Regions from separate parts of the Homo sapiens genome. Here region 2 is linked to region 1. Evidence: read pairs that join two places in POLR2A ChIA-PET (ENCODE). Cell type or tissue: IMR-90. All regions are shown on one strand.

Evidence for each region. Peaks named below come from ENCODE experiments on the same cell type or tissue, not always from the same donor. Only the 100,000 strongest peaks of a DNase experiment are listed, where the experiment ranks them.
Region 2: POLR2A ChIA-PET joins it to region 1 with 5 read pairs; 1 of 35 experiments calls an interaction of 5 or more read pairs at or near these places.

What each region holds. Positions count from the first base shown.
Region 1 is chr14:74,031,497-74,039,496 of GRCh38, reverse strand. It overlaps BBOF1 (basal body orientation factor 1), which reads right to left. Exons shown (of 12, transcript NM_025057.3): 4 at 5,326-5,469. Among named protein-coding and RNA genes, the nearest start is that of BBOF1, 16 kb to the right of the region's middle. In IMR-90, a CTCF peak has its summit at 1,060 (motif pointing right); DNase peaks (open chromatin) are centred at 1,066 and 3,696.
Region 2 is chr14:74,557,089-74,565,088 of GRCh38, reverse strand. The region is part of intron 3 of LTBP2 (latent transforming growth factor beta binding protein 2); the gene reads left to right. It overlaps LOC124903346 (a long non-coding RNA gene), which reads right to left. Exons shown (of 2, transcript XR_007064265.1): 2 at 3,436-5,325. Among named protein-coding and RNA genes, the nearest start is that of LTBP2, 51 kb to the left of the region's middle. In IMR-90, a CTCF peak has its summit at 2,298; DNase peaks (open chromatin) are centred at 1,608 and 6,228; H3K4me3 peaks cover 848 bases; H3K27ac peaks cover 909 bases.

The DNA.
Region 1 (8,000 bases):
AGATTGCATCATTGCACTCCAACCTGGGCAACAAAAGTGAAACTCCGTCTCAAAAAAACAAAAACAAAACTAAAGATATAGAAAAAGATTTCATTCCTTAGATGATCCCCACAGTTTATAATAGTGAAAAATTAGGAAAAAGTCCAAATGTCCAACAGCAAGCAACCAATTAATAAATTAAGATATATCTACCCAATGGAATTCCGTGCATCTATTGAAAAAATGTTATAGAAAATATTTAATGGCATTGAAAAATGTTCACAATATATAAAGTGAAAAATCAGGTTAACAATTTATATCATGACTTCACTTTTGTAAAAATAACATATAGCTATTTTTAGAAGTTTCTACAGCAAAGGAAAAAAGAAACTATACAATCGTTACATAGTGTAATTGTAAGGGATGGATCATTTTTATTTTCTAATTTTATCAGCCAAGCTAAATTTGCTGTGATGAGTATTATCATTTTGTCAAAAGAAGACTAAAACTATTTAAAAAATAATAACTGCAATCTAACAATATATGCAATATATGCTTCTTTGGTTAATCGGGTATATGGAAAACATTTTTTTCTTTTTCATTTCTTTCTTCTTTTTTTCTTTTTTTGGAGACAGGATCTGGCTCTGTTTCCCAGGCTGGAGTGAAGTGATTTTTTTGTAGAGATGGTGTTCTGCCACGTTGCCTAGGCTGGTCTTGAACTCCTGGGCTCAAGCATTCTACCCACCTTAGCCTCTCAAAGTGCTGTTATCACAGGCATGAGCCACTGTGCCCAGCCAGAAATAATTTTTTTCTTTAAAACATACACTTTGAATACCTTTTGAGAATCTCAATTTAGTTTTCTTTGTAATTTGTATAATGAATTCTACATACACAGTATAATTAATTTTCTTTCCTAATGTATACCTCCTAATTTAAAATTCATGGACCCTCACACCTGCCACAATTCTGCCACATTTGGGATTCCACAGAACCACCTTATTCGTTCCCATAAGCCAATATCTTTTGAATTTTAAGTCTTCCTCAAAGGCCCACTTTGAAAGGTCTGAAATCTATTTCTCCACTAGGTGGCAACACTGTTCTTTAAAAAAATTACAACATGGGCTACTTGAATATGCACTAGTTCTTAATTCATTTGAATTCAGAATGTATACCTGTACATAGGCTATTTTAAGAGTTCATGAAAAGTTAATTATGTTGATTCAATCTACAGCATTTTCATATAAAACATAACTTGTATTCCTTCCAGAAAAGTTGACATTCCTTATGTTTTTAACAAAAGACCCGCTCAGCATTTAGCAAAGATTAATTCAACATTACTATGTATCTTGTATTTCAATGAATACAAAGGACAACACTGTTCACACCTCAAGTGAGTGCAATCTATTAGGGGAGATAAGATAAATGATAAATAAATATAATATCAAGACAATATCTTTAGGTATATAAAAAGACAAGATAAAAAAGACAGAATGGGGTATAAAAAAGATAGAAAATGCTATGGGAACATACAGAAAAGAAAATTATTCCTTTTTTTTTTTTTTGAAACAGAGTTTCGCTCTTGTTGCCCAGGCCAGAGTGCAATGGCACGATCTCAGCTCACTGCAACCTCCGCCTCCCAGGTTCAAGCGATTCTCCTGCCTCAGCCTCCCGAGTAGCTGGGATTACAGGCATGTGCCACACCAGGCCCAGGTAATTTTGTATTTTTAGTAGAGACAGGGCTTCTCCATGTTGGTCAGGCTGGTCTTGAACTCCCGACCTCAGGTCATCCGCCTGCCTCGGCCTCCCAAAGTGCTGGTATTACAGGCGTGAGCCACCATGCCTGGCCGAAAATTATTACTTTTAAACAGGACTCCAGGAGAAGACCTCATGGAGAACACGAATTTGAGCTGAGCCTTTGAAAGACAGGTGGCTGGGCATGGTGGCTCATGCCTGTAAGCCTAGCACTTTGTGAGGCCCAGGCAGGCAGACTGCTTGAGCCCAGGAGTTCGAGACCAGCCTGGGCAACAGTGAAACCCCATCTCAAAAAAAAAAAAAAAATTAGCCAGGTGTGATGGTGCGTGCCTGTAGTCCTAGCTACTCAGGAGCCTGAAATAAGAGGATCACTTGAGCCCAGGGAAGTAGAGGCTGCAGTGAGCCATGACTACACCACTGCACTCCAGCCTGGGTAAAAGAGCGAGACTCTGTCTCAAGAAAAGAAAAAAAAAAAAAAAAAAAAAAAAAAAGAGGCCAGGCGTGGTGGTTCACACCTGTAATCCCAGCACTTTGGGAGGCCGAGGTGGGCAGATCATGACGTCAGGAGATTGAGACTATCCTGGCCAGCATGGTGAAACCCTGTCTCTACTAAAAAATACAAAAAATTAGCCGGGCATGGTGGCACGTGCCTATAGTCCCAGCTACTCAGGAGGCTGAAGCAGGAGAATCGCTTGAACCTGGGAGGCAGAGGTTGCAGTGAGCCAAGATCATACCACTGCACTCCAGCCTGGGCAACAGAGCAAAACTCTGTCTCAAAAAAAAAAAAAAAAAGAAAAAAGAAAAAAAAAAAGATAATATTTTAATGGGCCAAGATCTACCAGGAATATATTTTAGATAAAAGACAGTGTGAACAATGAAACAAAGAGACAAGATTTCAGGGATTAATGAATACTCATTTTGGGTGAATTAAAGGAAGTATGGAGGTGGATGGGTGATGTAGTAAAAGGAGATAATAATGTTCCCAGATAGGTACAGGGTCTTGACTTTCACATTAAGGTGTGTGGACAATATTCTGTTTACAGTGGAGGAACACTAAAGACAGCTTTTTTTTTTTTTTTTTTGAGACAGAGTCTCGCTCTGTCACCCAGGCTGGAGTACAGTGGCATGATCTTGGTTCACTGTTACCTCCGCCTCCCAGGTTCAAGAGATCCTCCTGCCTCAGCCTCTGGAGTAGCTGGGACTACAGGCACATGCCACCATGCCCGACTAATTTTTGGATTTTTTAGTAGAGACAGGGTTTTGCCATGTTGGACAGGATGGTCTCAAACTCCTGACCTCAGGTGATCCACCTGCCTTGGACTCCCAAAGTGCTAGGATTACAGGTGTGAGCCACTGTGCCTCACCGAAAGACAACTCTTGAAGGACGTGATCAGAACTGTGATATTTTAGGCCAGGTGCAGTGGCTCATGCCCACAATCCCAGCACTTTGGGAGGCCGAGGTGGGCAGAGCACCTGAGGCCAGGAGTTCTTGACCAGCCTGGCTAATGTGGCAAAACTTTGTCTCTACTAAAAATACAAAAAATTAGCCTAGCACGGTGGCGTGCGCCTATAGTCCCTGCTACTTGGGAGGCTGAGGCACCAAAATCGCTTGAACCCAGGAGGTGGAGGTTGCAGTGAGCAGAGATCGCGCCACTGCACTCTAGCGTGGGCAATAGAGCAACACTCCATCTCAAAAAAAAAAAGAACTGTGATATTTTAAAAGTATTCCTGTAGCTGTGTATACACTGGACTGCAGTGGTATGGTAGTTTTAAAATGTGTCTATAAGTTCTTTGACACTCTTCTCTTCAAATGATGGTATCTAATTCCCCACTGCTAGGAATGTGGGCCAGACTTAAGGATTCACTTTTAACTATTAATAATAAAATATGGTGGAAGTAATGCTATGTGACTTTGAAGGCTAGGTCATGAAAAAGATAGCTTCTGTCTACATCCCGCTCAGATTACTCACTCTGGGTGAAGTCATCCACCAAGTTATAAGAACACTCAAGCAGCTTATAAAAGGGCCCATATGGGCTGAGCATGGTGGCTCACGCCTATAATCCAAGCACTTTGGGAGGCCGAGGTGGCCAGATCACTTGAGGTCAGGAGTTCCAGACCAGCCTGACCAGCATGGTAAAACCCTGACTCTACTAAAAAAAAAAAAAAAAAAAAAAAAAAAATTAGCTGGGGGTGGTGGTGCACGCCTGTAATCCCAGCTACTCGGGAGGCTGAGGCAGCGAGAATCGCTTGAACCCAGGAGGCAGAGGTTGCAGTGAGCTGAGATCGTGCCACTGCACTCCAGCCTGGGTGATGGAGTAAGACTCTGTCTCAAAAAAAAAAAAAAAAAAAAAGGGCCCATATGAGGAGAGGTCTCCCACTAATCACCAGCACCAACTTAACAGCCACTTGAATGTGCCTCCTTGGAAACAGATCCTCAAGCTCCAATCAAGCCTTAAGATAGATGACTGAAGCCTTTGCTATACTAAAGTATTTCCCCCAGAATCAGCAAATGCTACAAATAAGGACCATTTTTTTTTTACAGAGAGCTGCACACCACTGTTTATATAATTTTTACCATGTGACGTGCTATTTTATGCACTTTACAAATATTAACTCATTTAATCCTATAACAATTCTATGAAATAGTAACTCTTATTTTATTTTACTTTTTTTTTGAGACATGGTCTTACTGTCACCCAGGCTGGAGTGCAGTCGTGCAATCACAGCATACTGCAGCCTCAATCTCTTGGGCTCAAGTGATCCTCCCACCTCAGCCTCCCAAGTTGCTGGGACTATACGCACGAGCCACTGTGCCTGGCTAATTTAAAACATTTTTTTGTAGAGTTGGGATTTCACTATGTTGCCTAGGCTAGTCTTGAACTCCTGGCCTCAAGAGATTATCCTGCCTTGGCCTCCAAAATGCTGGGATTACAGGCATAAGCCACCATGCCTGGCTGAGATACTAACTCTTACTATCCCATTTTACAGATAAGGAAACCAAGGTATGGAAGAGTTAAGTAACTTGCCTATAGTCACAAAGCTGATTTCAGCTACTTGTTCCTGGCACTCCCCTGTGCCACTTATTGAATTATCAGTAATGTAATAAAACTATATTCTAAGCCGAGGAAAGTAAGAGAAAGAGCACAGAAAGGTAACATAAATTTTCTGAAAGTACTCAGTGTTTCTCACCCTACTGACCCCTACCATAGAGCCTTCTAAATTTCTCTAAAACTATCATTCATCAGCCTAAACATTTTTCTTTAGAAGTCTGCTACTTTTTCCCTGAGGTTTTCTAAGAACTTGTAGTTTGTTTCTTACTGAAGTCAATCCAAAGGGTTACCTGCTGATAAACATAGGAGGATGTGTTGTCTGAGATTTGGTGAGTTCCCAAGGAAATCAATGCTTAGAAAAAGAGAAGTCTAAAGTCAAGACCTTTGGCATCCAGTCTGTCTTCTCCTTTTTCTCTCAAATAATTTCTAAAATGTCAAAGAGAGTTCTTTGCCGTCTCACAGGAGTAAATGTTTGTGAAGGCTTCTGTAGGCATTAAATAGTTAATTCTAATTTCCTTTTTGTAAAAAAGGAATGAAACTTACATCATCTAACTCTCTCTCCACTTGGATTTTTCTCTTCTGGAATTGTCTTACTGCTTTCAGCTCTGTGTGAATCATGCCAATTTCTTTGGCTTTTTGATGGAACTGTCCCTCTAGTTCATTAATTTGCCTGGTATACTTTTGTTCCTGTATTCAAAAAAGAGGTAAACGAGTTAGGAAAAAGAACAGAAGTCCCACAAAGTCATGTTTCATTTGAAGCCTTACGCCATTTGCATATCTTCTTTGAAGAAATATCCCCCCTTTTTTCTATTTTTATTTATTTATTTATTTATTTTATTTATTTATTTTGAGATGGAGTCTTGCTCTGTCGCCCAGGCTGGAGTGCGATGGCGCGATCTTGGCTCACGGCAAGCTCCACCTCCCGGGTTCACGCCATTCTCTTGCCTCAGCCTGGGACTACAGGTGCCCGCCACCATGCCTGGCTGATTTTTTTATATTTTTAGTAGAGACGGTGTTTCACCATGTTAGCCAGGATGGTCTCGATCTCCTGACCTCGTGATCCACTCACCTCGGCCTCCCAAAGTGCTGGGATTACAGGCATAAGCCACCGCACCTGGCCTTTATTTTATTATTATTATTTTTTTGAGATGGAGTCTCACTCTGTTGCTCAGGCTGGAGTGTAGTGGCGTGATCTCAGCTCACTGCAACCTCTGCCTCCCAGGTTCAAGCAATTCTCCCTGCCTCAGCCTCCCGCGTAGCTGGGATTACAGATGCCTGCCACCACGCCCAGCTAATTTTTGTATTTTTTAGTAGAGATGGGGTTTCACGATGTTGGCCAGGCTGGTCTTGAACTCCTGACCTCAGGTGATCCACCCGCTTTGGCCTCCCAAAGTACTGGGATTACAGGCATGAGCCACCGCGCCCGGTCCCCCTTTTATTTTTGCATAAAGTTTTCATTTCTGTAAAAAGATACCATCTGCATTGAATAAGAAAAAAATTTTGGAAAAGTTTCTATATAGAAAGGAAAAAATGCAGATGTTTACTAAAAAGGGATATGAGAAGACCTAACACACCTTTTATCTCTGACATAACCCTAATACCCGAAACTAGTTAAAATTAATTGGCTAGGAGTCAAAGGGAGTGTGGTAAATATCCCTAATAAAGAGGAAGGTAGGAGAAAGAAGGAGGATGAGGAAGGAAGAGGAGGGAGAAAAAGGGAAGGAGACATAAAAGACTGAGAGGAAGAGAAGGAGAAAGAGGAGGAGGAGAGGGAAGTGAAAGCAAGAGGACAGAGAAAAGGAAGGGGGGAAGAAGGAAAGGCCAATAACAACAAATGAACAAAAGGTACTAAAAGAAATGCAAATGGCCTTCAAATGTGAAAAAAAAGTCCAATCTAGCTCCTAATAAGAGAAATGTAAATTGGGCCAGACGTGGTGGCTCACACCTGTAATCCCAGCACTTTGGGAGGCTGAGGCGGGTGGATCACGAGGTCAGGAGTTCAAGACCAGCCTGGCCAACATTGTGAAACCCCACTTCTACTAAAAATACAAAAATTAGCCAGGCATGGTGGCACGCACCTGTAATCCCAGCTACTCAGGAGGCTGAGGCAGGAGAATCAATTGAACCTGGGAGGTGGAGGTTGCAGTGAGCTGAGATCACACCATTGCACTCCAGCCTGGGTGACAGAGCAAGACTCCGCCTCAAAAAAAGAAAAAAAAAAAAAAGAGAGAAACGTAAATTGAAAAATACCCATTTCTCACCTATCACATTGCAAAAATCAAGTTTGAGGCCAGGCACAGTAGCTCACACATGTAATCCCAGCACTTTGGGAGGCCAAGGCAGGTGGATCACTTGAGGTCAGGAGTTCAAGACCAGCCTGGCCAACATGGTGAAACCCTGTCTCTACTAAAAATACAAAAGTTAGCCAGGTGTGGTGGCAGGTGCCTGTAATCCCAGCTACTTGGGAGGCTGAGGCAGGAGAATCGCTTGAACCCGGGAGGCGGAAGTTGCAGTCAGCCGAGATCGTGCCACTGCACTCCAGCCTGGGAGACAAGAGCGAGACTCTGTCTCAAAAAAAAAAAAAAAAAAAAAAAAATCAACTTTGAGAATAGACTCTGTTGGTAAAGCTGTGAGGAAACAGGCAATCTCATGCATGGCTAGTGGTATTACAGAACAGCACAATATCTATAAATGGATATTTGGCAATACCTAGAAAAATTATATATTTTTCTTTGGTCTAGCAATACCACTTACAGTAATCTATCCCAACGATATAATGGCCAAAATGTGAAAAGATACATACATGAAGCTCTTTACTGGCACATTCATTGTAATAGAAAAAGACTGGAAACAACCCAACTATCCATCAAAAAGGGACTGCTATGAGCTGTATGTGTGAACCCAAAAAATCCTATGTTGAAGCCCTAATCCCCAGTGTGATGGTATTTGGAGGTGTGACCTTTGGGAGGTAGTTAGGTTTAGATGAGATCATGAGGGTGGAGCCTCCATGATGGGATTGGTGAAGAAAGAGATGGAAAAACCAGAGCTTTCTCTCTCTGTCAAAAGTAAGGATCCAGCAGGAAGCGGCCATCTGTGAACCAGAAGAATGGCCTCCACCAAGAACTCAACCATGCTAGCACCCTGACCTTCTAGCCTCCAGAATGATGAGAGATACATGTTTGTTGTTTGAGCACCTCAGTCTATGGTATTCTGTCATA
Region 2 (8,000 bases), 530 kb before region 1:
GGTCATTTCCTGCTTCAAAATCTCAGGACACTCCCCTTCACCCACTCAGTACAGCCCAGACACCTCCCTGAATATTTCAAGACCTTCACCATAAGGGCACAGACCTATTCTTTAATCCCTCAAAGCCTCAATGTCCTCATTTGTAAAATGGCGATAAAGAAACGATTAATGGTAGATTTAGGATGAAGTTACCTGGTTTGGTAACCTGGCCTCAGCACTTAGGAGTTCAGCCACCTTCTGCAAGGCATAGAACCCCCATAGCCTCTGTTTTCTTGACTATAAAATGGGGATAATGAGTATCTAAGTCTTAGGATATGGAGAGCTCTATGTGAGAGGATGCACGTAATGGGCGTTATTGGCACAGAACATGGCACAAAGAAAGTGTCATTAAATTATAGCACCAGTTGGCTGGGCCTGGTGGCTCACACCTGTAATCCCAGCACTTTGGGAGGCTGAGGTGGGCGGATCACCAGGTCAAGAGTTCAAGACCAGCCTGGCCAATATGGTGAAACAAAAACAAAAAAAAATTAGCCTGGCATGGTGGCGAGCACCTGTAGTCCCAGCTACTCAGGAGGCTGAGGCAGAAGAATTGCTTGAACCTGGGAGACGGAGGTTGCAGTGAGCCGAGACTGCGTCACTGCACTTCAGCCTGGGCAACAGAGTGAGACTCTGTCTCAAAATATATATATAAAAATATATAAAATATAAATATATATATATAAATATATATATAAATATATATAAATATATATATATAAATATATATATAAATATATATATAAATATATATAAATATATATATAAATATATATATAAATATATATAAATATATATAAATATATATAAATATATATAAATATATATATAAATATATATATAAATATATATAAATATATATATAAATATATATATAAATATATATATAAATATATATATAAATATATATATATAAATATATATATAAATATATATATATAAATATATATATAAATATATATATAAATATATATATAAATATATATATATAAATATATATATAAATATATATATATAAATATATATATAGCACCAGTTTATTCCCTACCCACCCACTTCCCACTTCCTGTTCTCCACCCTGCCACATACGTAGGTAACCACTGTTATTAATATTCCAGGGTATCCTTCCAAGGTTGCTTTATGAATATGCAAATAACTGCAACATATATCCTTATTTTCTGTATGTTACACAGGAGTTCACATGCCCTACACCAGGAGCCAGCAGACTTCCATAAATGGCCAGACAGTAAATATTTTAGATTTTCTGTGACATATGGTTTCTGCAACTACTCAGCGGTGCCATTGGAGAGCAAAACCAGTCACAGATGAGGAGGGCAGCTGTGTTCCAGTTAAACTTTATAGATGCTTAAATTTGAATTTCATATCATTTGCTCATGTCTTGAGGTATTATTCTTTTTTTGATTTCTTTTCCGCCATTTAAACATGTGAAAACCATTGTTAGGTCATAGTCTGTACAAAAACAGTCAGTGGTGGGATTGGGCTGTTGTGCTTTCACTTTTCAGTGTATCTTGGAAAGCTTAACTTATTGATGTAAAGGAGCTGCCGCTGTGTTTCCAGGGCCTATTACCCCATTCTGCCAGCAGATCCTTGTTTGTTTAACCAATCCCCTACTGAAGGACACTTAAGTTGTTTTCATTCTGTACAAACTATTTTGCTATTACAAAATAGTGCTTCTGTAAATAGTCTTGTTCATGTATCATTTTGGACATTTACGAGTGTCTTAGGTCGGGTCCCCTAGAGGTGGGATTCCAGTGTGTGTGATTTTGCGGGGGAAATGCGAAAGGAAAGAAGAAAGCAGTGTGGGAAAGGGGAGAGAGCCAAGTAAAGATGTGGTCCCAGGTAAATCAAGCTTTGACCTGATTGAGGATAGAGCTTACAAAGTTGTTTCTCCTTAAGGCCTGGGGGCCCAGGCTTTTGAACTTCCCTTTCAGGCAGTCATTGGCTGTGTGGTCATGGTGGTGGGAGGAGCTTCTCAGGTGGTTCCCATCAGCCAAGAGCATGGCTTGGAAGAAATCACAGGTATAAGCCTTTAGCTGCTACACTTGCAGATACACAAGCCAGAAAGGGGACCAGGGCAGGGCAGCAACACCTACCACAGAAGGTTTATCTGCAGGATAGTCTTGGAGGTGGAGCAGCAGGGTCAAAGCACAGATGCATTGGGATGTGGATAGACGTTGCCAAATTGCTTTCCAGAAGGGTCATGTCAATTTACATTCCTGCCAGCAGCATCCGAGAGCGTCTGTTTCTGCATAGTCTCACAAATGAGTATGTTATTAAACCTTTGGGTTTTTTTCTAATCTGATGGATTAAAAAATGCTACCTCAGCATAGTTTTCATTTGCACATCCCTTACAAGGAGAAAGGTTAAGCATATTTTTCTGGGTTCAAGAAATATTTGTATTTTTTTTTCTGTGACCTGTTCATATTCCTTGCTGATTTTTCTTTTAAGGCTGTTGGTCTCTGACATTTCTGTTTCTAGGAACTCTGATATTATGGAGACTCATCTTTTCTCTCTGATACGAGTTGCACATATTTTTCCCACCATGTCATTTGTCTTTTTACTTTAAGGTGGGTTTGGCCAAGCAGGGGTTTTTGATCATAGAATTGTTTGGACAAGTAAATGATATATTAGCTAAAACACTTAGCATGATACCTGCCACCTGATAGGCATTGAATTGGAATGATTTCCCTTCCCCCCTCTCCCCTCTAATCTGTGCTTTACCCAAATGGTGCTTATTCTTCTTCAAACATGGCCTGTGCTTCCCACCTCCATGCACTTCTTATGTTATTTTTCTTTTCTTTTCTTTTCTTTTTTTTTTTCTGAGACGGAGTCTCACTCTTGTCACCCAGGCTGGAGTGCAGTGGTGCAATCTCGGTTCACTGCAACCTCCACCTCCCAGGTTCAAGTAATTCTCCTGCCTCAGCCTCCAAAGTAGCTGGGATTACAGGTGCCCACCAACACGCCCAGCTAATTTTTGTATTTTTAGTAGAGACAGCGTTTCAGCATGTTGGCCAGGCTGGTCTCAAACTCCTGACCTCAGGTGATCCATCCGCCTCGGCCTCCCAAAGTGCTGAGATTACAGGCTTGAGCCACCGTGCCTGGCCCTTATGTTGTTTTTCTAATCTGGAATGTCTGCCTCCTCATTTTGGGTCTGTTAAAATCCTATCTATCCCTGAAGCTCCCTGGATCCTTCTCCTAGATATGGTCTGTATTCTATCTGAACTCCTGTACCTCTGCTCTCCAACACAGTCCATCGTGGGTCCTAGTTATGTGTACACATTCACCATGCTTTTTCTGAGCCTCAGTTTCCTTAGCTATAAAATGGAGTTGCTGGGAAGAATAGAGATTTATTTTGATTACAAAACAAATACATGTTTATTCCATGTGATGCATATTTATTGTAAAAATTTCAAAAATATTGAAATGATAAAGTTTAAAATAGGAGGTACACACACACAGACACTCTCATTCTTAAAGAGTGGCCACTATTTACAGATCTTCCGGCCTTTTCCTATGCTTATATAAACATCTGTAGGGGAAGAGAGAGAGAAAAGCTTTTCTTAAAACACAAAACTAGAAGCATACTATCCATATATTCTGCAACTCAGTTTTTTCATTCACTAAAATAACATAGATAAGATGATGTATATAAAATATCTGGCTTCATGTTCATAATGATAATTACAACTATTCTATGCATCTTTTTTTTTCTTTGAGAGGGAGACTTGCTCTGTCACCCAGGCTGGAATGCAATGGCGTGATCTCGGCTCACTGCAACCTCTGCCTCCCGGGTTCAAGTGATTCTCCTGCCTCAGCCTCCTGAGTAGCTGAGACTACAGGTGCCCACCACCACGCCCGGCTAATTTTTGTATTTTTAGTAGAGACAGGTTTCACCATGTTGGCCAGGCTGGTCTCGAACTCCTGACCTCAAGTGATCTGCCTGCCTCAGCCTCCCAAAGTGCTAGGATTACAGGCATATTCTATGCATCTTTAGTAACACTCTTAAATTTTTTTTAGCAGCAAGAGCCTTTCCAAACAAAATAGTACAGTCATCCCTCGATATCCACAGGGAATTTGTTCCAGGACCCCTGTGAATACCAAAATTCATGGATGTTCAAGTCTCTGATATAAAATGACATAATGTTTGCATATAAGCTACGCACATGCTCCCATATACTTTAAATCTTCTCTAGATTACTTATAATACCTAATACAGTGCAAATGCTAATAGTTGTCATACTATATAATTTTTATTTGTATTATTTTTCATTGTTGATTGCTATTTTTGGGGGTTTTCCCCCCAAATATTTTCCATTCACAGTTGGTTGAATCTGCAGAGGCAGAACCCATGGATATGATGGGCCAGCTGTTTTTGGAAGCCCGATTTATGAAGTAAATAGAGGAGAGCAGCCAGGCTAGGGTGAGGGTGAATGGGGTAGAGGGCACAGAGCTCCTCGCCCACTTGTCTTCCCATCGCTGTTGGGAAACCTTAGTGTGTCGGGCAGGGTGTGGGCACACCTTGCACATTTCAGTAAGTGGCATCATTATGGGTACAGACTGCCCAGGCAGCTTTCTTGTGGGCCTGAAGACCCCGGCCACTGGGATGAGAATTTTTCCTCATCTTGGTTGAAAAGCCCAGAGTCCACAGTTGAGAACAGACTGTGGTGGATCTGGTGGCTGTCTCTTGGCTCTGTGCTGGCCTGTGATGGGGATTTCATGATCCATAAAGAAATGAAGAAAATAAAGTCATTTGGTGAGATTTCCATGAAGTTAGGCTTATTCAAACGTTTCTTTTTTGGCTCTGAAATGTCTTTTCTTTCGTGAAATTATGGTGGTAGTGATTGGCAGTTTTGTGTGTGTTTGTCTTAAAGTCTTAGCAACCTAAATAAAAAGCGACTTTATGTTGTTCCCCCAATTTTGTTCCAAAATCTTACGGATTCATGAAATCCTGAAGTCTAGAGATGACTTTTTGGTCCATTGTGGAGGCTTGGCCAGGACTTCCCTGGAACAGTCCCAGAAAGATAGCAAGTTCCATTCTTGTGCTGGGTGAGTTTGGGAACCTCTGTCCTTTGATGAAATTGCAGCGGTTCTTCCAAGGCTGATAGTAGATGGAGCATCTCCTGGGGGCTGTGGTCACCTTCTCATTGAGACTTGCCTTCTTCTGTTACCAGACCTCTACTGTCCTTAATCGGGGGGATACTGCTTCTTTGGACCAGCCTGGGGCAAACATGGCACCAGACCCTTCTCTTGATGTCCCACAACCTGAGACTAGGAAAGAACATGCAAACAGGATTTGGCTAAAGGCTTGCGATTTGCTTAAAGGAAATGAGTGCAAAGATAACACAAGGCTAGACAGTGGGGTTTGCAAACTCCACAGCTCACAGTCTCCACTCCATCCTAGCTGCCTGTGCCCTTCTATGGGGTGATGGCAGTGGTAACCAATTGGAGACCACCAGGGATCCAGAGTTGAGCCAAGAACCTGCAGCCCTCCACACAGCGAGAGCCTCTCTCGCTGCTCACCTCTGAGGCCTAGGCTGGGACTTATAAAGGGAGTTATCAACCTCCTTATATGGATGCTTTAGGAATAAGAGGCAGGACCTATAAAAAAACCTGGGAGCTTCTTCCTTTACTCCACGACGAGCCTCTCAGAATGCAGGGCTTTTTTATTTCTGTCATTTAACCCCAAATCCCCATTAGAGTAGTAGGTGACAATGAATTAGGCTCAGAGGACTCCGGTTGTTAAAAATGTGTTGACACCAGATTAGACACTTGGCCCTGTGTATATATAAGGACACTTGGACAGCAATAACACTTTTTTCTGGAGTCTTTTTATTTCCCTTAAAGAAGAACTTTAAGTGGCCCAGTCATGTTTTCTTATTTGCTTGGGGAGATGTATTTAGTCCAAACTGTAGCTAACTCCTTTTTTCCTCCTTGTTTCTGCAATTTAAAAATTCTGGCGTATTTTTCTACTTTGACCATTTACTTGTATTTGTGAAATAATTGCATGGTCTCACTGTTCTCGTCATCCTCACACCAGCCCTATGAGGTGGGCATTGCTATTCTTGTTTCAGTGATGAGGATTCTGAGGCTCAGGGGAGCTAAGTGACTTGCTCAAGGCTGTGCTGCTAGTAAGAGGCAGAACCAACATCTGTCTGGCCCAGTCCCAACCCCTCCCCTCTGTACAGCCAGGTCCTGTCTATGACTAGGGAATACATGGTTTGTTTATTTGGTTTTCCTCTCTGCAAAACTACCCAACTGGCCCTTAAGGGATTTGAACCCTGGGATCTTGGTGCCATGAGCTCTGAGCACCAATTAGAGAAAAAACTGACAGCAGCAATAACATAACAATGACAACAAACCACCAAGAAAGAACACTTTGAGTTTCCATCCTGACCAGACTGGAGAGCTCTTTGTCAGGGTCAAGTTCAGAAAAGTGGCAGTGGTCTGGGCAGAACATGAGCTACTCTTTTCACCTCTCTGGGATGCTCTGTGGCGCTGCCACTAACCTGAGCATGGCACCAGCCTGGTACCCAGGACGAGGCTCCCAGTGAGCCAGCAGTTCAGCCACCTCTCTCTCCCAGGCGCTTTCTTGGAAGTCCTCGGAGGGAGTTTGCTTTCTTTTTTGTTTTGTTTTTTTGAGATTGAGTCTCACTCTGTTGCCCAGGCTGGAGTGCAGTGGGGTGATCTTGGCTCACTGCAACCTCCACCTCCTGGGTTCAAGCGATTCTCGTGCCTCAGCCTCCCCAGTAGCTGGGACTACAGGCATGTGCCACCAAGCCCGGCTAATTTTTGTGTTTTTTGATGGGGTGTCTCTCTGTTGGTCAGGCTGGTCTCGAACTCCTGACCTTAGGTGATCCTCCTGTCTCAGCCTCCCAAAGTGCTGGGATTATAGGCATGAACAACTGTGCCAGGCCAGTCCTAGTTTGCCTTCTGCCAGGAAAGCATAAGGAGTTTGCTCATGGCCTGGTCACCAAGGGCTAACAGAACTGGGGTGGAGATTTGGGGAGGGAGAGAATCCCAGGGCCTTATCCCACTTGGGCAAGGAAACCAGTGGGGAGGGTTGGCATGGGACCTACTGGGGGAAGGGATGCCCCCGAGGCCTGAGCAGAGGCTTCCAGGCTGAGCTCCCACTGGGGTCTGGGCTGGTTGTCGGCTGGCGCAGGACACAGGTTGTGGATCAGGCCCTGGGTTGGCATCCTGGTGTCCCCATTTAGCTCTTGTATAACCTTGGGCAAGGACTGAGCCTCTCTCAGCTTTGATGTCTGCAATACGCTTACACCCACCACAGTCCAGACACTGTCGTATACACAGTGGTTCATAGACATTGTGACAATGACAGAGTATTTACAACAGAGGCTGCCTTTTAGAACAGCCTGCCCAATAATAAACATCAAGAGAATGTGTCCAAATGTATGAGACAATTCAAGCAGTTAAGATGTCAAAGGACATGAGCGGAGGATTTTCACAAGTGGTAAATAAATACCTGAAATATTTTAACCTCAAAAATAATTTTTTAAAGGAGAGAAGGGAGGTGAAAAGAACATTGAAGTACCACTTTGTGCTTATTCAAAGCTAGCAAAGTATTAAAAATTAATAATATGCTGTGCTGGCAAGATTGTGCTCTAAGTGGTTCATTTATATATTTGGATGCAACCCTTTCAGAAAGCAATACACCAGTGTGTGCCTCCAGACATAAATGTTTGTAACCTTTGATACAGTCATTCTAGCCCCAGGAATTCATCCTAAAGTTTTTGTTTTGTTTTGCTTTTTTGAGATGGAGTCTCCCTCTGTTGCCCAGGCTGGAGTGCAGTGGCATGATCTCAGCTCACTGCATCCTCCACTTCCTAGGTTCAAGTGATTCTCAGCCTCAGCCTCTCAAGTACCTGGGACCACAGGCATGCACCACCACACCCAGCTAATTTTTGTATTTTTAGTAGAGATGG